Regions from separate parts of the Homo sapiens genome. Here region 1 is linked to region 2. The links are chromatin contacts, found by Hi-C or POLR2A ChIA-PET in ENCODE. All regions are on one chromosome and are shown on one strand. Each heading gives the region's core, a stretch centred on a gene start or an enhancer-like site at or near the end of the contact. The rest is flanking DNA. Distances are from core to core; before and after follow the strand shown.

Region 1 (3,636 bases), core at 212-2,711, 33 kb before region 2:
TTTTCATTTTTTGTGGAGACACAGTCTCACCTTGTTGCCCATGCTGGTCTCAAACTCCTGGGCTCCATCAGTCCTCCCGCCATGGCCTCCCAAAGTACTGGGATTATAGGCATAAGCCACTGTACCTGGCCTGAAAGCTCTAGGTCTTAAACCTGTTCTTTGATCTCTATCATGGTGTGGATTGAAATATAAGAAAGGTTGGGCGAGGAGACTCATGCCTGTAATCCCAGCACTTTGGGAGGCTGAGGTGAGAGGATTCCTTGAGGCCCGGAGTCTCAAGACCAGCCTGAGCAACATAGTGAAACCCCGTCTCTACAAAAAATAAAAATAAATGAGAGAAGCACCAAGCTACCTTGAATACCTAGAAGAAATTAGCCAATTGTACCACATAATGTGCCACATAGTAAACGAGTAATATATTTTATGTAAATCGTTTTGTCAGACCCACCCACTACTGGGATTTCACTCTGGCTGTGCCTCCTGACAATTATCTTCTTAGCCTGTGGCCATCCGATTAAATTGTCTTCCCCTTCTCTCAGCCCTCTCCTCTTCTACCCCCTCTAGCCTTAGAAATGAGTTGGCCTAACTGGGAACTCTTCTCTAGTAGAATGATCCAGTTCTCTCCAGCCTTTGTTGCCAAACTCAGCTTAAGGCCTGTCTTGATGTTTCCAGGACCCATCAGAGTGCTCATCCGAATACAAGTGGCTTCCAATCTTTTGTTACCTGGAACAGCTTCCACCTTCTTTTTTTGGTTTTTGTTTTTGAGACAGGGTCTGACTCTATTGCCCAGGCTTGATTGCAGTGGCACCATCACGGCTCACTGTAGCCTCCCACCTCAGCCTCCTGAGTAGCTGGGACTACAGGCACGTGTCACTGCCTGGCTAACTTTTGTATTTTTTGTAGAGAGGAGGTCTCGCCATGTTCCCCATGACTGGTCTCGAACTCCTGAACTCAAACCATCTGCCTGCCTCAGTCTCCCAAAGTGCTGGGACTACAGATGTGTGCCACCATGCCTGGCCTTCACCTTCTTTTTTTTTTTTTTTTTTTTTTTTTTTTGAGATGGAGTCTCGCTCTGTCGTCCAGGCTGGAGTGCAGTGGCACGATCTCGGCTCACTGCAACCTCCGCCTCCCGGGTTCATGCCATTCTCATGCCTCAGCCAACCGAGTAGCTGGGACTACAGGTGCCCGCCACCACACCCAGCTAATTTTTTGTATTTTTAGTAGAGACGGGGTTTCACTGTGTTAGCCAGGATGGTTTTGATCTCCTGACCTTGTGATCCACCTGCCTTGGCCTCCCAAAGTGCTAAGATTACAGGCGTAAGCCACTGCGCCCGGCCTCGCCTTCACCTTAAGAAGGCAGTTGTAGTTATTAGGAGAAAGATTTTCACTTCAACAATTTTTTTTTTTTTTTTTTACTTTCCTCTTTCAAGGTGCTCCATGTCTGGGCCTGAAGCCAAATTCTGCAGAGTGAGAGGCTACAGTGTACAGTCTGGGGCATTCTGCATTCCTTTGTAGTGATCAGCTCCAGTGGAACATAAGGCAGAACTGTGGAAGGCTTTGGTTAGAATGGAGCTTCTTCAGAGTGCTTTCAGAGACTCACTCCGAAGCATGCTTTATAGAACAGTCATTCCTTGGTCTATCAATAGGTGTTATGTTAAAAAAAAAAAAAAAAAGCAAAAAGTTATTGACTAAAATTTGTGAAAACCTTGGTCAACAAGGTTAAATAGGCTACCTAATTACTAGATTTCACCACATCTTTAATTTACCTGGGTGAATTGGGAACATTCAAGGGAGAAGTGTTTGCCAAATTGATTTGCAATTTCCCTGTCTGCCTTTTTACATGGACCATCTCTTCAGATTGATATTTCACGGAATATAAATATACACTGTAACCTTATAAACCTTACTTTCTTCAGATGCCATTATTTTGGGTAAGATATTTCTACCATTGCCATAGAGATTGTTTTTTCTAAAAAGGCAGCTTAGGCCAGGCGCAGTGGCTCATGCCTGTAATCCCAGCACTTTGGGAGGCCGAGGCAGGGGAATCGCTTGAACCCGGGAGGCGGAGGTTGCAGTGAGCCAAGATCATGCCATTGCACTCCAGCCTGGGCAGTAAGAGTGAAATTCCATCTCAAAAATAAATAAATAATAAATAAATAAATAATAAAGAGGAGGAGAAGAAATAATTTTTAAAATAGGAACAAAATCCAGGTGAGGTTTCTTACCAAAAAAAAAAAAAAGGAACAGAAGCAAACTTCCCAGCTAAAGGGCCCATTTTTAGTCTAAGAAGGTTCACCTAATGCTGAACAATGAATAATAAAGAATACTTCACAATAAGATATATATAGATGAAATTTCAGAATATCAAGAGGAGATATTTAAGACTTTCTTTCTTTCTTTCTTTTTTTTTTTTTGAGACAGAGTCTCGCTCTGTCACCAGGCTGGAGTGCAGAGGCACAATCTCGGCTCACTGCAGCCAAGTTCACCGCTTCCGGGTTCAAGTGATTCTCCTGCCTCAGCCTCCAGAGTAGCTGCAATTATAGGCGTGCACTACCACGCCCAGTGAATTTTTTTATTTTTAGTAGAGACGGGTTTCACCATGTTGGCCAGGATGGTCTCGATCTCTTGACCTTGTGACCCACCCACCTCAGCCTCCCAAAGTGCTAGGATTACAGGTGTGAGCCACTGTGCCTGGCCCAGAGGATGTTTTTAAAGCAAACTTTATTGAAGTATAACATACAGAAAAGTGCACAAATCAAAAGCATTGGACATGATAAATTTTCACCAAGGGAAGACTATCCAGCCTCCAGATGAAGAAACTGATTATTACCAATACCCAGAAGCTTCCCTTATGCTCCTTTTGTCTTTACCTGCTCCCCTCCCCAAAGGGTAATCATTATCCTGCCTTGTAACTCCATAGATTACATCAGAACAAAGAATATTTAAAGAAGAGAAACCATCTTTGTGTTCAGATACTGACCAGGCTCTTACCTTAACCTGACCTGCAAAAGACCACTTTAGGACCCCTGGGGTCCCCAACCTCTGGGTTGCAGACCAGTACCAGTCTGTGGCCAGTTAGGAACCGGGCTACACAGCAGGAGGTGAACAGAATGCAAGTGAGCATTATCACCTGAGCACCGCCTCCGGTCAGATCAGTGGCGGCACTAGATTCTCATAGGAACAGAAACCCTATTGTGAACTGCCCATGTGAGGGATCTAGACTGAGTGCTCCTTATGAGAATCTAATGCCTGCTGATCTGAGGTTGAACAGTGTCATCCTGAAACTATCCTGTCTACCCCCAGGAGAAAAATTATTTTCCATAAAACTGGTCCCTGGTCCCAAAAAGGCTGGGGATCGCTGCCAGCTGCCTTTTTTTTTTTTTTTTTAATTAGAGACAGGGTTTCCCTATGTTGCCCAGGCTGGTCTCGGACTCCTGGGTTGGGATTACAGGCACATGCCACTATGCCTGGCTTATTTTGTATTTTTAATAGAGACAGGGTTTCTCCATATTGGTCAGGCTGGTCTCAAACTCCTGACCTCAGGCGATCTGCCCACCTTGGCCTCCCAAAGTGCTGGGATTATAGGCGTCAACCACCACGCCTGGCCATCTTATCCATTTAATTTAAAAATACTGA
Region 2 (3,825 bases), core at 1,326-3,825:
GTGGCCTTGGTGAGAGGTATGGAGCCAAGTCTTCTAGGTTGCTTGCCCACATCACTCTATCTCTGGCCTCTGATTCTCAACTTTGTACCTGTGTGGCTCCTCTTGTTAGTGCAATGTTGACTGTTGAAAAAGCAGCAGTATGCTTACAGGTTTGCTTAGTTTGGGGACACCGTTACCACCAGAATGGCTGCTCTGACAATATGCCTAGGGACTTTCTCATGGCTTTTATTTAATAAGGAGGCTGGGCACCCTATAAAGCCTCATGCATTCACACCTTTGCAGCATGGTTTATGCCTCAGTGTTATGTGCACTGGAATGTTTTCCACTTCACATTTCCAAGTAGAAATATTAGTGTTACGGAAGTGCCTAATATCCCAGTCCAAATTTTTTTTTTTTTTTTTTTTTTTTTTTGAGACAGAGTCTTGCTCTGTCACCCAGGCTGGAGTGCAGTGGTGCGATCGCTCACTGCAACCTCAGCCTCCTGGATTTAAGTGATTCTCCTGCCTCAGCCTCCCAAGTAGCTGGGATTACAGGTGTGCACCACCATGCCCGGCTAATTTTTTGTATTTTTAGTGGAGACAGGGTTTCACCATGTTGGCCAGGCTGGTCTCGAACTCCTGACCTCGTGATCCGCCTGCCTCAGCCTCCCAAAGTGCTGGGATTACAGGTGTGAGCCACCACGCCTGGCCCCAGTCCAAAATATTTAAAGATTGTTTCCTTAGTGTCTTGAAGTTTTGCACAAAATTCTTTTTTTTGAGATGGAGTCTCACTCTGTCACCCAGGCTGGAGTGCAGTGGCGTGATCTTGGCTCACTGCAACCTCTGCCTCCTGGGTTCAAGCAATTCTCCCACCTCAGCCTCCCAAGTAGCTGGGATTACAGACGTGTGCCACCATACCTGGGTAATTTTTGCATTTTTAGTGGAGAGGGAGTTTCACCATGTTGGCCAGGTTGGTCTTGAACTCCTGACCTCAGGTGATCCTCCTGCCTCGGCCTCCCAAAGTGCTGGGATTACAGGCATGAGCCACCGTGCTCAGCCGCAAAATTCTTTATGAATTTTACACTTGGCAAATGTTAATGACGGAAGCCATAGTCTGCTCCTAATACATGTCCAAAGCATTGACTGTTGTGTCATTAGCTGCCTGGTTACATTAGCTCCCTGGCTTCTTGTTTAGACCACTGCTAATCCCTTAAAAACAAGAGGTCTGGCACTAGTAGCACAACCTAAGGTGGCATTACAGATCTTTGAGCGAGCCACAGCAACTTTTCTGCCAAGTCAGCTTAGTTTAGACTTCAGTGAATCAGGCTATTGCTATCCTAATGTATGTCTCTATGAGTGTATTTAGCCACACATCTGCCCTTGGTTGACTTTCTGACTCATTGCTTGCTTGCTTGTTTCCTTGCTTTGGAAAACTATTGAAGATTGCTAAAAAATACCACTGCAAAGTGATGGAAAAGGGTGGAGAACAGGGGAGTAGCCAGGCTGGATGGCTCAAATATAAATGAATGAGGAATTCTTTATGAAGTATCAGTCAGATTTTATGATTAAGTGATGTAATATAGGAATTATGTAAAAGGGAAGAATGTCTGATACTGATCTATTAGAGAGGTACTTTAGAGGCTTCTTGATTGGCATAAAGTTCCTAAGGTTATAGATTTTCCCCCCTTTTGGCTGTATAGCAAAGTGTTTTAATCCACGGTTGTGCCTTATTGTTCCATTAAAATTGTATCTTCGATCCATCAATAAATACTTGTGGTTGAAACAAAATAACTTTTGTCCATTTTACAAGAATTTTATGTAACTTAGTCCCTTCAAGTTTGAAATCACAGTGTCTCCCTTACTCAAGTTTATGTCTGTACGGTCAGCTGCAGTCTACTCTGCTGCTGCCTGGATATATGAAGTGGAAACATTCATCGAGGGGCCAGCACTTTTGGCTTCGACATGGTTTTGTCAGCCGTGGCCACTTCCCATTCATTCCAGCTAAGACGCAATTTCTATTCTTGACTCCCTGACTCCTTAAATGTAGAAAAAGCCTAAAAATCCAGTATATGTCCATTCCTTAAATTGCCCACCTCCTCATTCATGTGCAGCCTCAGCGGTGACATACTCTGGTTTTACATGGCTTTTTCTTTGCATTTCTTTTTTGAGATGGAGTCTCACTCTTGCCCAGGCTGGAGTGTAATGGCACAGTCTTGGCTCACTGCAACCTCCGCCTCCCAGGTTCAAGCAATTCTCCTGCCTCAGCCTCCTGAGTAGCTGGGATTACAGGCACGTGCCACCACACCTGGCTAATTTTTGTATTTTTGGTAGAGATTGGGGTTTCACCATGTTGGCCAGGCTGGTCTTGAACTCCTGACCTCAGCTGATCCACCCGCCTCAGCCTCCCAAAGTGCTGGGATTACAGCCACCGTGCCAGGCCAGGAATCTGCATTTCTAAGAATCCACCCAGATGACAGCCCTCTTGGTGTTTGGCAAGCACAGTGGACCTACACTGCCTACGCTGGGCCTCGCTTGTCATAACCCCGAAGAGGAGCCACCCCACGTATACCCTCCCTGCTGTCACGTGTCCGTGTGAAGAGACCACCAAACAGGCTTTGTGTGAACAACAAGCCTGTTTATTTCACCTGGGTGCAGGTGGGATGAGTCGGAAAAGAGAGTTCAGCAAAGGGTGGTGGATTATCATTAGTTCTTACAGGTTTTGGGATAGGCGGTGGAGTTAGGAGCAATGTTTTGTGGGCAGGGGGTGGATCTCACAAAGTACATTCTCAAGGGTGGGGAGAATTACAAAGAACCTTCTTAAGGGTGGGGAGATTACAAAGTACATTGATCAGTTAGGGTGGGGCAGAAACAAATCACAATGGTGAATGTCATCAGTTAAGGCTATTTTCACTTCTTTGTGGATCTTCAGTTGCTTCAGGCCATCTGGATGTATACGTGCAGGTCACAGGGGATATGATGGCTTAGCTTGGGCTCAGAGGCCTGACACCTGCCCCTCTGGGAAATGATGCAGAAGAAAGGATGCCCTACAGTTGGGTGTAGCAAACAACAAAACTGCCAGTTACAGCAGGTTTCCTCTATGCAGGAGGGCCTTCAGAAAAGTGACGAATCCTTCTCTCCTGTATTGACCAAAGCTGTAAACAGCCGGACAACGTTTGGGCCCTTTAAGAGTCAAAGACAGAGACAAACTGGAAGCATTAAATTTTTTCCCTAGGTGTTGTGCTACCCCTGGATTAAAAGCCTGGGCGCGGTGGCTCATGCCTGTAATCCCAGCACTTCGGGAGACCGAGGCGGGTGGATCACCTGAGGTCAGGAGTTCGACACCAGTCTGGCCAACGTAGTGAAATCTCGTCTCTACTAAAAATACAAAAATTAGCTGGGTGTGGTGGCATGCGCCTGTAGTCCCAGCTACTTGAGGGGCTGAGGCAGGAGAATCGTTTAAACCCGGGAGGCGGAGGTTGCAGTGAGTCAAGATCGCGCCACTGCACTCCAGCTTGGGCGACAGTGAGAGACTCTGTCTCAAAAAACAAAACAAAACAAAAACCCTCGGGCCTGAGAATGAAATTATTAGTACTACAGTTTAACCTAACAGTGGCTTAAAATAGTCACGCGGCCTAGCCACACTATCTTACCACGTGGTACAGCTTCTACGGCGGAAATTTTACATTCTTAATAATTGAATTACAAAAGCATTTCTCCCTGTTACCTCAATTCTGGGACCCAATCCGGATCGAAAGAGTGGGGCGAGTGCTATTGATTGACGTGCATTCCAACCAACCTACGACGCAAGGAGAGCGCGCGCGAGCAAGACGATGCCCAATAAACACTC

What was found. Hi-C counts contacts between places; a loop is a spot of excess contacts on that map. ChIA-PET counts read pairs that join two places held with the same protein, here RNA polymerase II (POLR2A). Pooled maps may share reads with other maps.
Region 1: a loop to region 2 is called in a pooled map of heart left ventricle, with 2.0 times the contacts of the local background. The contact joins the enhancer-like site here to the promoter of OIP5-AS1 in region 2. A Hi-C loop is called at or near these places in 2 of 168 maps with a recorded cell type or tissue (B cell and HepG2), 1 of 37 single-sample maps with no recorded cell type and 3 of 50 pooled maps. POLR2A ChIA-PET finds 5 or more read pairs at or near these places in 19 of 52 experiments (A549, BJ, Caco-2 and 15 more).

Annotation. Positions count from the first base shown.
Region 1 is chr15:41,248,435-41,252,070 of GRCh38, forward strand. The region is part of intron 2 of CHP1 (calcineurin like EF-hand protein 1); the gene reads left to right. Among named protein-coding and RNA genes, the nearest start is that of CHP1, 19 kb to the left of the region's middle. RefSeq lists a silencer at 463-663. Within about 2 kb of position 1,462, at least 10 of the 41 ENCODE cell types and tissues checked have a DNase peak (open chromatin) inside an H3K27ac peak, as active enhancers do; they include HCT116 and PC-9, where a contact is called at or near this core.
Region 2 is chr15:41,280,122-41,283,946 of GRCh38, forward strand. OIP5-AS1 (OIP5 antisense RNA 1) reads left to right here and starts at 2,576. Exons shown (of 5, transcript NR_152821.1): 1 at 2,576-2,597. It overlaps CHP1 (calcineurin like EF-hand protein 1), which reads left to right. Exons shown (of 7, transcript NM_007236.5): 7 at 1-1,766. RefSeq lists an enhancer at 2,764-3,505.